2 separate regions of the Mus musculus genome follow, and region 1 is linked to region 2. Evidence: chromatin loops called from intact Hi-C (ENCODE). Cell type or tissue: heart. All regions are shown on one strand.

The links. A loop is a pair of places that touch in the nucleus more often than their neighbours do. Peaks named below come from ENCODE experiments on the same cell type or tissue, not always from the same donor. Only the 100,000 strongest peaks of a DNase experiment are listed, where the experiment ranks them.
Region 1: it touches region 2 in a loop (14-fold over the local background); 16 of 42 quality-filtered maps call a loop at or near these places.

What each region holds. Positions count from the first base shown.
Region 1 is chr9:43,968,737-43,976,736 of GRCm38, reverse strand. It overlaps Gm30373 (a long non-coding RNA gene), which reads left to right and starts at 2,567. Exons shown (of 2, transcript XR_003948148.1): 1 at 2,567-6,737. In heart, no CTCF peak of the experiment used is centred here; DNase peaks (open chromatin) are centred at 4,226 and 5,746; H3K27me3 peaks cover 1,464 bases.
Region 2 is chr9:43,738,824-43,746,823 of GRCm38, reverse strand. Nectin1 (nectin cell adhesion molecule 1) reads right to left here and starts at 2,870. Exons shown (of 6, transcript NM_021424.3): 1 at 2,102-2,870. The coding sequence starts at 2,180. Gm46108 (a long non-coding RNA gene) reads left to right here. Exons shown (of 4, transcript XR_003948147.1): 3 at 1-1,508; 4 at 7,166-7,965. In heart, CTCF peaks have their summits at 1,558 and 3,137 (motif pointing left); DNase peaks (open chromatin) are centred at 1,413, 1,983, 2,983, 3,713 and 1 weaker place; H3K4me3 peaks cover 4,224 bases; H3K27ac peaks cover 3,420 bases; H3K27me3 peaks cover 1,244 bases.

The DNA.
Region 1 (8,000 bases), 230 kb before region 2:
TCCATGTGTGCACTTGTATGTTCAGGGGGCAGGTGGTATGTGTGTATAGAGCACAGCTCCTGCGACTAGGCTCTTTACCTAATCAAGGGATTTGGGGCAACTTGGTGCGAGGCCCTTAGCCCTCCTTCACAGGGCCACAGGGCCACCTTCCCTTTTGCTGCTTGACTCTTTTGTCTTTGTTCTTTCCTGAAGGCCTTGTTTTCTACCTCAGCTGAGAACTTTACTTCCTGTCTCACTGAGAATATAGAAGCACTAGGAGGGAATGCCCACAGTTTCCTCACCACACCCGTCCCATCTTCAACAGTGTCCACGTCCTCTGCTGTCGGGGTCTCTTGACCTTCACAGATCTGCAGAGAGATGATCTTTGGGAAGCCAAAAGACAGTTAACTTGATTAAGGACGACTCAGTAGCTGGTGTTAGCTCAAACTTTAGGAGTGTGGTGGTTTGAATAGAGATAGCCCCATAGAATCATGTGTTTGGATGCTTGGCTCATAGGGAGTGGCACTATTAGGAAGGGTGGCCTCATTGTTGGAGATGTGGACATCTTAGACATCAAGTTTGTCACTGTGGAGGCTTTGAGGTCTTAAATGCTCAAGCTTCACCCAGTGTGAAAAAAATCCAGTCTCCTTCTAACTGCCTGAAGATCAAGATGTAGAACTCTCGGCTCCTCCAGCAGCAAGTCTACCTGCACACTGCCATGCTTTCTACCATGATGATAATGAACTAAACCTCTGAAACTGTAAGCCAGCCCCAGTGAAATGTTTTCCCTTATAAGAGTTACCATGGTCATTGTGTTTCTTCACAGCAATGAATCCCTAACTAAGACAAGGAGTCTGACCCGAGTGTTTTATTTTAAGCACAGCACAGTTTGATGACAGTTACTGTGGTGATTAACTCAATTCTGCAAGCACAACAATGTATACATGAATCTCCCCGAGGACAAAGTAGGCTAAATACAGATCAGACATACTACAGTGAAGCACGTTGTAAAGTCCATAAAGATAGTGTGGTGGTTTGAATAAAAATGGTCCCTCCCCCAAAGCCCTTAGGGAGTGGCTCTATTAGGAGGTGTACCTTGTTGGAGTAGATGTGGTTTTGTTGGAGGAAGTGTGTCACTAGGGGGCTGAACTTTGAGGTCTCAGAAGCTCAGGTTAGTTGACTTCTTGCTGCCTGTGGAACCAGATGTAGAACTCTCAGTTCCCTCTTCAGCACCATGCCTGCCTGCACACTGCCAGGCTTCCCACCATGATGATAATGATAACCTCTGAAACTGTAAGCCATTCTCAATGAAAGGTTCTCTTTCTATGAGTTGCTGTGGTCATGGTGTCTCTTCACAGCAATAAACCCTTGCTAAGACAGATAGATTCTATAGATTGAGGAAAAACAAGCTCACACTAAGGGTCTGGGGGAGGGTTCAGTGCTGGAAGAGCCTCTAGCCACACAGATAGAGCAAAGGTCACCAGGCTAGTAAGCATGTCTGCTCTAGCCTCCTGGGAGGATAACAGATATGGCATTTCTTCCCATGAAGGAACAACTCCGTGTGCTTAACAGTCCAGGTTCCCCAGAGCTTATCTGTGAGCACAGAGACCTCTGTGCCCCCTATATTCTGCCTCCTTCCTGGGCTGAGGCTGCCCCTCCATTCCAACCAAAGCCTGTAAAAAATTATGTAATATTAAGATATAGCATATGCCGGGCAGTGGTGGCACAAGCCTTTAATCCCAGCACTTGGGAGGCAGAGGCAGGCAGATTTCTGAGCTTGAGGCCAGTCTGGTCTACAAAGTGAGTTCCAGGACAGTTCCAGGGCTACACAGAGAAACCCTGTCTCGTCTCAAAAAAAAAAAAAAAAAAAAAAAGATATAGCATACTCCATAAAGTTTGCATTTGAAAGTCTACATTCGGTAGTGTGAAGCATAGTCACTGAGTTACGCAACCCTCAGCGCTCTCTAATTCCTGAATATTTTTCTCCTATGAAATCCTGAACCCATGAGTAACCACCCCACCTCCAGCCCTGGCCACCATCCCTGTGCTGACTGTGGAGACGTCTAGTACTTTAGATTCAGGTCCTCTCAACACTTCTTATCACTGGACTCACAACCTGTGGTCCGTTGTGACTGGCTTCTTTCTCTTAGGCTCTTGTCCCCATTGTAACTTGAAGCAGTTGTACCTTATTCCTTTTTATGGCTTACTAACATTCCCCTGTATGGATATACCACATTTCGTTTACTGGTGATGGACATTTGGATTGTTTTCATTACTAACCCAGTCCCGTGTGTAACACGGCAACTTCAGAAACGCATTTTTGAAAAAAGAGAAAAGAAGCAACCACAGATGAGGAGATAGGAGGCCCCAGTCTCCAAGGACAGGGTTCGGGGAATGGTGAGCAGAGGTGTTATCTCTAGTTAAGTAAAATCAGAAAGCCAAGAGCAGGTGGCGTCTGGAGCACAGAGCAAGCGGTTGATTCTTTGTTTCAGTGTTGGCAACAATGTGTGCTTTCATCTTTTGAGCCTCTATCTGGGAGTGACTACAGAGCCGTGGGATAAACCCTATGGTTAGCGTTCTGAGGGATTATCTTTTTCTTCCCCAAAGTGACTGCTTTTTTCACACTCCCTCCAACATTTCAAGAGGGCTCTGTGTCCCTGTGCTTGTGGGCACTTGTTTATTTCTTGCATTTATAGTTGGGACTACTCGGGTGACCCTGTCCCAGTGGCCCTGGCCATCTCTTAACAAGGATCAGTGGCTCCCTTCTCCTTCCTGACTTGGGGTCTGGTCTGGCTTCTCACCACTGTCTGGCCTCTCCTTCCCTGTTTCTCTAATGTTCTGACCTTGAGATGTCACAGGGCCCTGGTGTCCAGACCATCATCCCTCAGGCCTCGGGTCCTTTTAGTGCCAGGATTTAAATATCGCCCAAGTGCTGTAGTTCAACTCTAGGCAGGCACTCTAGCCTGCTTCCAGGTTCTGCTACCCACAGACATCTGACAATCAGCTCTGATCCCACAAATCCTAAATGGGGGTCCCCATTGATCTCCCTGAGCCCGTCAGTCTCAAGCCCTAATCTAGGCTTAGAGTTCTATCTGGTACATCAATCTGGTGATTACAAGATGCATGAGGGTCCTTAGGATCCCTCACCTGCGAGGAGCAGGGATGTCGAAGAAGAAAGGTCTCCAAGGGTTGGCAATGAGCATAGCTAGACTTAACCCGAGGATTCCATCTGCCCCCTCTCCCTGCACCTGTCCCCATCCCAGAAGGAAGGACAGAGATGTGACCGAAGGCTAGGGAGGCTGGCTAGGCTGCTATGGGATTCATAAAGATTCCTGATATCTCACTATCACCGGGATCCGGAGCATTACAAAGCAACAGTAATGGTAGATAATGTTAGTCCAATCAGGAAAGAAACAGGCAGAAGCTTGGCCCAAGAGGCACATATACTGTCACATGCCCAGTCTGTTTCAGTGTAGTACAGCATACTCTCTCTGTAGCTTTGACTGCAAAGTCATTTCTGAGTCCCAGAAAGCCCTTTGCCTCGACACCTGCCTGGGATCCTGATCAGAAGTTGCTTTGGTTTGCTAACCGGTCTCCCTGCATCCCTTCTTGACCTTGACTTATAGGCTGCTCTCAAATAGAACGATATAGCACTTTAAGAAGGCAAGCTCTTAAAGATCAATGGTATGACCTAGTGGTAGCCCCCTATATAGTTTGTCCAAGTTCCTGAGTCCTGTCTCTACCAGTGCTGGGATAAAAAGACTAGACAACGCTGTTTTTCTCCGCTGAGCCAAGCAATAAAGTCCCAGGCGTTTGAAGTCATCTTTCAGGTTCTGCCATACCCAGCCCCTCCCAATTAGATTCCCAGACCTTCCAGGTGGAACTCATTCCTACTTCAGTTTGGTGTGAGCCAGCTCAGAAACCAGCATGGCTCTTTCCTCACCTCCTGGACACTCCTCAGCGTCCCTGGCTTGGTGAGGCCATGTCTGACCTCTTGAATAAGATCACAGTATCCCAGGTGTTGTTTCCTGTCTGCTGTATATTCCTCCTTAGCGCATAAGACTCCTGCACCCTTTCATGTGTATATTACATGTCAGATCCACTCTTTAACACTCTCTCCCTTCCAACTGTAACCTCCACCAAGGCCTGGCTTGTGGTCTTTCAGTTTATTCCTGTGTACCCAGCCTTCAAATGCTACCTGCCATGCAGAGACATTGGATGAATGCCCACGTCCAGTTGTAATGCTATTCCCTAAATGGCCAGCAGGTGGCATGATAACCACAACGATACTGGACTCCTGGCTCCCAGATACTTTTTTTGCAGAAGTTCACCTCTGTTATTCTTAGTTCAGAGGTAACACTCTTGGATGGGCATGTGACAGTATATGTGCCTCTTGGGCCAAGCTTCTGCCTGTTTCTTTCCTGATTGGACTCAGATTATCTACCATTACCGCTGGTTTGTGGAGAGCCACCAATATCTTGCCTATCACTAGGCTCGGGATCCCAGTGATAGTGAGATATCAGGCAGCTTCTGATAGCCGAGCCCAAGGAATCTTTATGAATCCCATAGCAGCCTAGCCAGCCTCCCTAGCCTTCGGTCACATCTCTGTCCTTCCTTCTGGGATGGGGACAGGTGCAGGGAGAGGGGGCAGATGGAATCCTCGGGTTAAGTCTAGCTATGCTCATTGCCAACCCTTGGAGACCTTTCTTCTTCGACATCCCTGCTCCTCAGCAGGTGAGGGATCCTAAGGACCCTTATGCATCTTGTAATCACCAGATTGATGTACCAGATAGAACTCTAAGCCTAGATTAGGGCTTGTTCCCAGCTTTGTTGATTGCCAGCTGCATGACCTTGGTTAAGTGAGCACCTGGGTTTTGCCATCTGGCTGCTGGGAGAGACTTGCCTGTCCAGAAGGTTGTAATGAAGGTGAGATAGTCTCGGGGAACATACAGAGTGGGTACCTGCTGGAAGGGCTAACTCTTGTTATAGAGACGGGAGGTATGAGGGCTACCAGTCCTTCATAGTCACTTAAGCAGACATGAATGCAGCGCTTCCGCCTTGTGCTCACGGCTGTGCACAGCTTTGGGAGAACTGGAGGGACCAAAGTGACCTTGTTCCTGCATTCACGGAGTCATGAATGGATGGACGAGATGGGCTCAAACCCACAGGAAGTAAAGTTAAATAGCAAACAGGAGACAGAGTACAGAAGATGTCAGCAGACTGCTCATGATGAATACCTGCTGATCGGGAGAGATGGGAAAGGCCGTGAGCTGGCCATAGAGGCTGAGGTGTGGGAACAGGGTAGCCGTGGTACTGGTAGCCTAGCCAGGGTAGACATGGTAGAGGTCGTGGCTGTGGTTCTGGAGGGAACCAGCCTGGGCTGGTGCAGGCTGCATGGCCCCATCTCCAGCAGCACCCAAGTATGATCTTGGGCTGAATTCTAGGAGCTGCTCTTGATTATGGTCAATGCTACCAGCTTGGGGGTGGGTCGGGGAAGAGACCATCTGGAGGTGTCCTGTCGCTTGTGTGGGGCTGTAGCTGGCATCAGCTGTGGCCACCTGGCATCTGACCCAATCCTCTCCCAGAGAACAGTTTGTGTGTGGACAGAGGGGTGAACAGGATGGCACACTGAGCAACGGGTCCCCATGTCACACTGGGGATGGCTGGTGGGAGGAGCTGTACTGTCAGCTTGGGCATTGACCCCAGGAGCCCATTAGGACAACACAGAGCCTGGGGCTGATCCAGCGGGATCCTGTGGATGGAAGGCATGATGAGGACTGTCACCACCCTGTCCTAATGTCACCTTTGGGAAATGTAAAACTGCCAAGAGCTTGTGAAAGCTGCCACAGCCAGTGGATGACAGATGCACACTAGGTTGTGAGCTCTGTGTCCTGCTGAGCCTGCCGTCACCATGTCCAGGAATGTTGTGCCTTGCACTACTCGGCCAGCATTTCCATATTGTCCTACAGCAGAGGCAGTCAAGGACCTGAGGCTGTCATGGGATGAGGGGCAGGGAGGGCCCCATGGCTCCTGCTTTACCCTTTCCCTTTGCAGAACTAAAGCTTGAACCACATCAAAGGTATGCCCAGGGTGGCCAGCTTTGCACGTTAGTCCTGAGTCTGCCACCTGTCCCCATTCATCTTGGCTCTCAGAGACTCCCGAGGGAGGGCTTGAGGTGGCAGGAGAGGATATTGGAGGATAGTGCTCAGAACGGCAATGCCATTTTCTGAAACAGTTGACCTCTGTGACCTTCCTCTGCCACAGAAGCTGCCATCCTGGGTGCCAGATTCTGGTCCTAGAGACCTGGCTAGTTCTGCCCCTCTCCCTGTCTGCCTGTGCTCAGTGATGCTACCCTGCCTAGCTGTCTGCCTAGAACAGAGAGCCTTGGCTGGTCCCTTGGGTCCTGGGTACTGGGACAGCCTGTCTACTCCACTGTGCCCATCCCCCACAGCACAGAGCAAGGCTCACTCAGATTAATTAATCTGCTGCCCAGCCCGCTCCTCCAGCTTATCTTTTATTCATGGACAAGCGGCGTTCTTCGCTTTACTAGGACGGGCATCAATATTTCATCTCGCTTAGCCCTGCCAGCTCCTGGCTTCTCTCCACCCCCACTCTGCTTCCCACTGGCTTTAGGACCTGGAGGGCTGGGTATGCTGGCCAGCCTAGAGTCATCAGATGCCAGGCTGCCTTCTTGGGCCCCTGACCTGTTCTCCACACAATCCCTGGCAGAGCAGGGCCCCGCCTGGAGACCTTCCTTCGTAAGTAAACTAGAGAGGCGTGGGGGATGGGGCTACAGGGCACAGGGGATGGGATGCGATGTCTTGAGGGATGCTGGAGCACTTCTGGGCCAGGTGTGGCTGACACAAGCATGTCTTTGCCAGGTTGCTAGGATTCAAGATGAGGGCTTATTTTTTGTATGTTTGTTTGTTTGTTTGTTTGTTTGTTTTAAGTGCCCAGTGCTAGTCCTGGCATGATGTAAGAGACCCTTTAGGCCAGAAATCTTACTAATTTCCCTGACTCCTGTGCCTAAGTGGGAAGAATGAGATGCGAGCATGGACTGACCCAGGAGCACCTGGACCATCGATCTCATCTCATTAGCTCCTAGACCCTCAGCCTTGCCCGTGGGTGCTCAGAACTCTAGGGGCTGAACTTTTACATTTGCTGGGGCTCAGAGCTGCCCACAGGGACCTTCTGGAAGGGAACAAATTACAATATGCAAAATCAAGTGTGGTATATCTGAGTGAGTGGCTATCTAAGTATTGGGGTACGGATGCATGTGAGGGAAAGAATGGGATTTTACTGGGGTTGTGGTGTCCCTAGCTTTCAGCTGGTGCTCCACAAAGTTGTAAAACATGGTGCTCTAGATGGGTTGAATCAGTGGGGTGGGCAGTCCCAGGTGCCACTGGTGTGAAGTGTGAGTGTGAGTATGTACAGTACGGGTGCATGAGTGTGCACAGTCTTCAAGAATGTGTGAGTGTTATAACCTTTCGAGGGCACTGGGGACACTGAGGAGCCTGGTGTCATTGTGGTACTTTCTTGGAGGTTCTGCTAGGATCCCTCCCCCTTGACTCACATGGAAGCAGTAATGCCCAAGTGACAGGCTTGGGTTCTCACTGTCTGTGTGCTGGACCTGTAGCTAGTGTGTGTGTGTGTTTGTGTGTGTGTTTGTGATTGCGAGGGCATATGTGTGAGTGCATGTATGTGTAAGTGCATATGTGTGAGTGCATGTGTGTATGTGTGAGTGAATGTGTATGTATGTGTATATGAGAGCGCATATGTGTGAGTGCATAAATGTATGTATGAGTGAATGCATGTGTGTGTGATGTGATATGTGTGTGTGTGTGTATGTGTGTGTGTGTATGTTTAGTCTCTGGCCCTGGCTTTGATGAGGTGCAGAGCAGGGGACTGCCCCCAACACAAGTCTCTCAGGTTTCAAGAGGGTACCACGAGGCATCCACTTGCAGCCTCTCTCAGACCTTGTACTCAGCCTTTCAAGAAAGCCATTGAACATGAATTACACT
Region 2 (8,000 bases):
TCCACCGGTCATGGTCAGCGGCAGAGCACTTATTAAATATCTCTTGGCTGTGACTCCATTCTGGGCATCCTAGCCTCTCGGTTGGGTTTTTGGTGGGGAGTATCTGCTTTGAGCCAGGTGAGTGTCACCTCTGTCTCCACCTCTTGTGTGGGTGGAGTACAATGGGTCTCTAACCCGCCCCCCCTCCACCCCAACCCCCCCTTCCACCCCAACCCCCACCTCCCGCCAATGGAATTAACCTGCTCCAACCCAAAACTGGGGAACCAAGCACCAGATACAATGTGCTGAGCTTATCCCTCCGCAAACCCTCTGGCCCTTTGTCCATCCCCGGATTAGGTTAACCCCTAGTGTGCTAGGAATCCTTAGGGGCTCTTGGCAAGTGGCTTACTCTGGGTTCCAGGAAGAGTTAGGGAATTAAAAGGCGTTCTGAAGTTCAGCCTATGCTGACCATGTAAATTCAGAGGCTGAGTTTCTGTGTGCACCGCACTTAACACTATCAGCAAGAAAGTAGCCGACTGGCTGTCACTCTCACCCAGACCACAGTGGCGGCGGGTTCAGCATGCCCCCACGGGTTCAGCATGCCCCTGTGAAGTGGAAAGGGATGTGGAATGTCCCTTCCTGGGACACCCAAGAGGGGAGCACTCCACACTGGCCTAGGTACTGGCTTTCCCAAACTGCTTTCCTGACATCCACCACTGCTGGAGAGGTGCAGCGCCCCAGCACGGAGAAGGCCGGCAGCAGGAGGAGGAGGAGGCAGTAAGGGAAGCAGAGGAGGCCAGGCTCTTGCCATCCAGGAGAGAGTCCAAGCTACACCTGGACAGGCAGGCCTACCTCTCCTTACCAAACTGCCTGGCAAGCCTGCAGAATCACAGTGGCCGGGAATCCAATATTCTTAATAATCCAGAAGTCTCTGTCTGCATTCCAGCCCCCTATTTTGCCACCCCGAGTTGACGACCACGAAACAAGCCTTCCAAGACCCCATCTTATCTCAAGAGCTTGTCTCAGGTTTCTTTACGGGGGACGGGGGAGTTGGCTAGCGAGATACTCTCCCCACTTTGACCCGAATTAGTGTCCTGCTGGCAGCCTAGTTGCTTCCCCAGGGACCCAAGGGGTTAAACCCAGGCGAGGGGACTCGGTAGGATTTGCCTCCTAAACGCATTTTCCAGTTCATTCCCCAGCACAATATGCCTGGGCCGTCCTAGCCTCCGCCCGCCCCCACCCCATCCGTCAGAATAGGCCAATATGGGCCACCCCAGGGTCGGGCGCGGAGTTAACCCCTCTTCTGCCGGCAGCTCACACCTCGAGGAAAGACACGCGGGACACCCTCGGGGCCTCCCGGGAAAGTGGGTCATGCGGCCACCTGGCTGGCATGAAGCCCGTGGAGCTTCCTCCTGGGAGAGCCCTCCGCTTTAGAAGTGGAGTTCCGAGACGGAGCCCAGCCCCGCGCAAGGCCCGGAGTTTGCGATCCCTAGGCGGCCCGACCTCACCCTCCAGAAAAGGAACCGCAGGTGAGTAAGAAGCTGCCTGTGCCGCAGGAGCAGGTTCCGATCGCCCGCTGTGGGGCGATGTGGGGCAGGAGGGGGCCCCCATGAGCCCGAAACCATCTGACAAGAGGCCGCCAAAAGAAATGAAGTCGCCCCCAACCCCCGCCACTCTCCTAGCCCACAGCCCACCAGCTAGGAGACTGACGCCCTCCCCCTGGGGCTGTTGTCTCATACCCCAAGCCCGTGATTACGGTGATTATTTTGCATTTATGTAACACGCAGTGTTTCCAAACTGCTTCTCGAGCTGAGAACTGGTTATTAAATAAATAGAACCCTATTACATATTATTATTTTTGTGAAGAACTGAGCGGAGAAAGTGCTTTCTTGCTACATAGAGACGTGCATCCGATTGCTACCCTGCAGGGCAGGCTGTTGGGCTTCTCAACCCCTTTCTCCACGGTGCCACCTCCTGCCCCCCCTTATCCAAGCGTGACCCAACTTTTCTGGCTCCGTTCGCTCCCTACAACCCGTAGCCTTGCCCATCATCCAGCTCCAAGTCCCGGGGAGGTTCTGGTTGGGTGGGGGGCTATGGAGGGAGGCAGAGGCAATCGCCTTACCTGGGAGGAAGAAGGCGGTCAAGCCGAGAGCGAGTCCCCACCAGCGTCCAGCGGCGCCCGCAAGCCCCATCCGAGCCATCGGGGGGTGGGGGTCCGGCGAAAGGGGCTGCCAGGAGGGCGCTCCTCGCGCTCCAGAAACCAGTCTGGAAGACGAGGGCGGATCGCTGGCGGTTGGCGGGCGCTCGGAGGATCCAGGTCAGCCGCAGCCGTCGGTCGGGGCGGGGTGGGCTGGGTGGGATCCGCGCGGCCGCAATCCGGTCCCCGGCTGCCGCCGGCTCAGAGCCTCGGCAGATGCCCGCAGTAAGTTGCACGAGTCATGCCCCCTTCGCCTCCTCCGCTCTTCTCCTCGCCCCGGTCCCCGCCCTCTTCTTCCACGCAAAGCCCGGCTGGGGAGAGGGACCCACCCCCGGCGCGCCCGGCTACCGGGCTAGCGCGGCGCAGGCTCCCGGCCCTGGGCGCGCTCACACCCTCCCGCTCGGCTCCAACTTGCAGGCGTCCATGGCCGGCTGTTCTCCGAGGGTGGCCGGGCGGTGCGGAGGGCTCGGGGCCCAGGCGGTGGTGTGCGGCTAGGGCGGCCAGCTGCCCGCGGGGCTCGGGGCTGCACGGTCTCGGAGGACCGAGGGGAGCGAGCCGGGTGCGCCACGGGTCCCCACCGCGGCCGCTGCGCTCGGTGCGGGCGATCCGCAACAATGTGGAGCTGCCCCGGTGCCGAGGCGAGCCGCGCTCTCTCCTCTCCCTCTCTTTCTCTCACTCGCCGATCCAGCCTCTCACCCGCTCTCCCGTGATGTCAGCCCGGGGGGAGGGGTTAGCATTAACCCCCTCCTGGCTCCCACGCGCCCGGCCCAGCCCTGGCCCGGCCTCCGCCCGCGCGGCCGCACCTCCCAGTCCTAAGCAGCTGTGGCTGCGAGCGTGGCCGTGGGGTTCGGCTCAGGGCCCCAAGCTAGCAAGATGCCCCTTGGGTCGCCGTTCGGTCGTGGAAAGGGCCGGAGGGCGGGCTGCCCTCCTCGGTCGCTGACAAAGGGAGGCAGTGACCCCTAGCGGCCGGCAAGGGGGAGAAGCTGCTCGGTAGGGGTGGAGTTAAGATGAGGAGGGGGGCTGCCGTAGGGATCCGTGTGAACGCTGGATCTGGCATTGTCCGAGCTCCGAGGGCTTTTCTGACTCTCTGGTCCGACCCTGGGACCATTTCGCAGATGAGGAAACAAAGGCCCAGAGGAGGGCATGGAGAGTGGCAGAAAGAAGCAGAGCACAGGCTAGAACTGTTGCCAAAGCTTCTGCTCCCCAAGATCTGGACACCAGACGGAAACAGCTTTGCGGAGGACCAACCGCGAAAGCTGTGAAGAGTTGAGGCAAGACAAGACATTAGTGGGTGAGAGATCAGGGCACTCAGGTTTCTAGTGGGTCTTCTTTAATCCTTATTGCCTTCAGGGGGTCCTTGTCCCGAAATCGAAGCATTCTGCTTTCCCCAAAGAGCGACAAACCAAGTGGGCTCCCATTGCCTTCACCTCGTTTCTGAGTGGTTTGCGGGATTCCCGCGAAAGTGGCCCATCCAGTCGGTGTCCCAGAACGGCCAGGACTCTCCGCCCCATCCTGTTCGCCACCCACCACATCCGGGTGGCTTCTTGCCAAGGTGACTGAGCCCGAGGGGCCCTTAGCAGCCTGAAGCCTGGACCTTCTGTCCCCATCCTTGGACTAGGAGAGGCAGACAGACAGGGTTTCCCAGTCAAGAGAACAGAACTCCCTCGTTCGGGGCTGAGCAGACCACACCCACTTTGCCCTTTGCCCTTAGCCCAGCCCCAAGGGCACAGAGGCTTGGGGTAGCGCCAAATTCTGATAAAATGTAAATTTTCCTTTCGGAGAATGGGAGGGGCAGGACAATGGAAGAGAGGGACAGTTTCCCACTCTTGGGCCCACGGGCTCAGCCTGCTAAAGAAGTCACTCCACTCAAAAGGAATGCTCTCTGTATCCTTTTATGCTTCACCCGTGTAACTCAGGACAAACTGTCTACCACACTACCGCCTGACTTGGGAATGCATTGTGTGGTCTCATAGTTGGTCCTTGCCCCACAGGAGCGGGGTCTAGTGGGGATGGGGGGGGGGGGGAGACACAGAAACAGAAGTTCTATAGAATCACTCACCGCAGCACGGCATTGTGGGGGTTTTCAGATTCAGGACATCTACGTTAGCCTGGGCTGGGAGGGACCTGAAAGGCTTCTGTGGTAAGGGGCGCAACAGGGGCTGACTGGAGGTGTCTGTCAGGCACAGACCATCCTTCAAGATACTGGATTTAAAGTAGAGGTCAGCACAGGGAAAACTGTGAAAGAGAGCAACAGCTGGGTATTAGGAAACGGCCTAATAAATAATTGGTTCTAACCCTGCCTGAGCTTGCGGTAAGGTCAAGCCTGAAATCAGACTCATGCCAGGTAGCCACGGGAGGGTCTTAATCCAGAGGATGCCCTGTCAAATTAAGCAGGTTGGTGGCCAGGCTGGCAGCCAGGAATCTCCCATCTGGCTTGCAAGTGCTTTTAAACTTGCCCAAGCCAAAAGGAATTTGTTTTTTGCTTGTGGCTAACACGTCATAGGAGCTGAACACTTGTGCACTAACTCCAGACACACCAAGTTCTGTCAGTGCTGTGGTCTCTTACCTTCTCCACACTTGCTGAGTGTTCATTCCTGGATCTGTTAGTACAAGGGCATCCAAAGCCCTTTGAGGCAGAGGCAGGAAGATCTCTGAGTTCGAAGCCAAGGGTCTATAAAGTGAGTTCCAGGAGAGCCAGAGCTACACAGAAAGGCCATGGGGCGGGGGTTGGGGGGTGGGGAACCACAGCCTGTGTCTCCTGATGCCTGGTCTTATTTTCCTTCCTATCAGCAAAGGAAATCTTTCTAACTGACAACTCTCTGTGGTCCCAGTCTTTCAGCTAGGGGCCCCAGTGCCATGTCTGCTTCTTCTAGCTTAGCTGTCTTGTTCCAGCTTGAAAGCAAACCACATGGCTCTGCTGGGCAGTGGCGCACACCTTTAGTCCCAGCACTCAGGAGGCAGATGGTCTGCAGAGTGAGTTCCAAGACAGCCTGGGCTACACAGAGAAGCCCTGTCTCAAAAAGAACAACCAACCAACAAACCAAACCAAACCCAAACCAACCAACCAACCAAGAAAAGAAAAGAAAACGACAAAAAGAACTTGATGGCTCTGCTGTTTCTGTGCCCTGTGTGTGATAGCACTATCTCAATTCCTGCATGATGGCACTATCATCTCACTTCTGCTTTTGTCCACCTCGACCCTGTACTCATAATTTCCATGTGGTCCTCACACTGAGGACAAAGAGGAAAATATATTGACCAAGTACATGGGACTTTGATGCTTGAATTCCTTGATTCAACTCTCTCTCTTTCCCTCCTCTTCCTCCTCCTCTTCTTCCTCCTCTTCTTCCTCCTCATCCTCCTCCCTTCCTCCTCCTCCTACCTCTTCCCTTCCCCTCCCCTCTTCTCCTCTCTCAACGGGGTCTCTCTTTCTCAACAGGGTTTCTTTAGGTAGCCCTGAAGCCCTGACTCTCCTGGAACTCACTATGTAGACCAAGCTGTCCTTGAACTCACAGTATAAAGGTCTGGGCCACTACACCTGGCTTAAGAGGCGGGCGGTTGGGTTTTTCTGTTTGTTTGTTTGTTTTTTGTTTTTTCTTTTGCTCTCCAATCCAAAAGATTCCATTCTTGTTTGTTAGTTTGTTTTGTGTTTGAGATAAAGTCTCTTTACGTAGTCCTCACTGTCCTTGAACTTGCTATGTATACCAGAAGGCCTTAAACTCACAGAAATACACCAGCCTCTGCTTCCTGAGTACTGTGAGTACTGGCCTGGCCCACCACACTGTGGTTTTGTTTTTTGAGACAGGATCTCCTTGTGACCTTGGCTAGCCTTGAACTTGCTATGTAAATGAAGTTGATATTTTACTCTCTTGTCTCCGTCTCGCTAGGGCTAGGCTTATAGCTGTGTCTCACCATGGCCAGCTCTGGATTCAAGTGCTTTTATTATTTTATTATTTTTAACTGTGTGTATGTGCATGGAAGTACAGTGTCCAAAGTGTCCGGAGACATCCGAGCTCTTAGAGATGTTACAAGTGGATGCTGGGAACTGAACTCAGGTCTTCTGGGAAAACAATATTCGCTCTCTTAATGCTGAACCACCTCTTCAGCCCTGGATCCAAATTCTTAAATGCCAGCTCTTTTCAGTAATCGTCTTCCAGCAATAGCATTCAGTCACTATGGGTCTTTAGACAAGCTCAGTCTATACACTTGCATATGCTGGTCCCATTTGCCCATAATTTTCTCTTTCCCTTGCCTTTGGTTCCAATCTAATTCATCCTTCAGGGCTGCAATAAACCATCAGCCTAACTTTAATTCTGTGTCCTTGGCTCCTTTACCTGTAAAATAGGAGTAGACCACATGCCAGCCCAAGGATTGTGAGGCTTAGACATGGGACGCACTTGGGACGATGCCTAGTGTACAAAGAAAACTGTGCCCATGTTGGTCTTCATAGATCCTGTAATCTGTGTCCCCACGTACAGTTTTGTTCTTCCCTGCTGGAGGGGTATACACTTGATACAGACATTGCATTCCCATTTTGTACATTTCAAGTGTAGATTATTTTGAGATAGGTTTAGATTTACAAAAAAAAAAAAAAAAAAAAAAGGTATAAAAAGGCTGCAGAAATAGCTCCGTGGTTAAGAGTCTTTGCTGCTTTTCCAAAGGACCTGGGTTCCGTTCCCAGAGTTCAGATCAGGTGGTTCACAAGCACCTGGAACCCCAGCTCCAAGAGACCTGATACACCTTTCTGCTTTTCTGAGTGCACAAACACATGTGCACACACATAAGCATAATTAAAAAAAATCCTTAAAAATCAAAAAACGATCGTGTGGCTTTCATTTGCCCTCCACTTACGTTCCCAGAAGTTAATGGCTCATGTGTGATACCTGTAGCAAAACTAAGAAGTCAGCATTCCTATATCACTAGTACATGAACGGCAGAATTTATGTGGATTCTCTCAAGTTTCTCACTTGTGTTTATTTTCTCCTCTAGGATCCAAATCGGGACACCACGTGGCATTTAATGCAAGTGGCCTTCTAATACCAATGACAGGCTGTATGCATGAGAACCCTTCCCTGGCCTGCCAGACTGAGGCCATTGTCACGGCCTCTGCCATGCCTGTTGGATCTAGCCTGCTTCTGGAGCCTTACGGCCCTCTGCCCTAGAGCTTTGAGTCTGAGATACTATAGGGTCCTGGGCTGCTGGTCATAGAATTTATTTCCTGTGCAACTCTCTCACGGTCCTTTTGGTCAGCCACCTTCTCTTTGGCCTCAGTTTACTTACGTCTCCTCTGCCTTCCCCACAGCCCCCTTTCCATCCCTGCAGCCTTACTGATGATTACTTCCAATGCTTGATCTACTCCAGGACAGGGACAGTACCATCTTATTCTCTTTCTTATCCCTGGGACCTAAAGCACACCTCATACCCACTGAACACTGAATGGAAATGGGCTGTCTTCTCACCTGTGTCCTCTGTCCCCTTTCGCCGATCACATAACCACCCTGGGTCTCATTTCTCCTCATCTGCAGACCGAGGAGGCTGATGTGCCCACTGGCTTTCAAATTGCATTTTGAGAGCCCTACAACATCTTTGGGTCCTAACTCCCAGCTTTAATGAGAGCCATGTTTACACAGCATGTTGTTTTCATACACTGTAAACACTGACCGTTCTGAAAAGTATTTCTCTTAATGGAGTTTGAAGATTTGGCTGTTCAAAAAAGTTTGAGATCCCGGGCTGATTATTGCGTTATATGTGATGATTGCATAAAGGTGCTGCACGGTTTCACAATTGCATGGTGGTTGGTTTAAATCTTTTTTTTTTTTTTGTC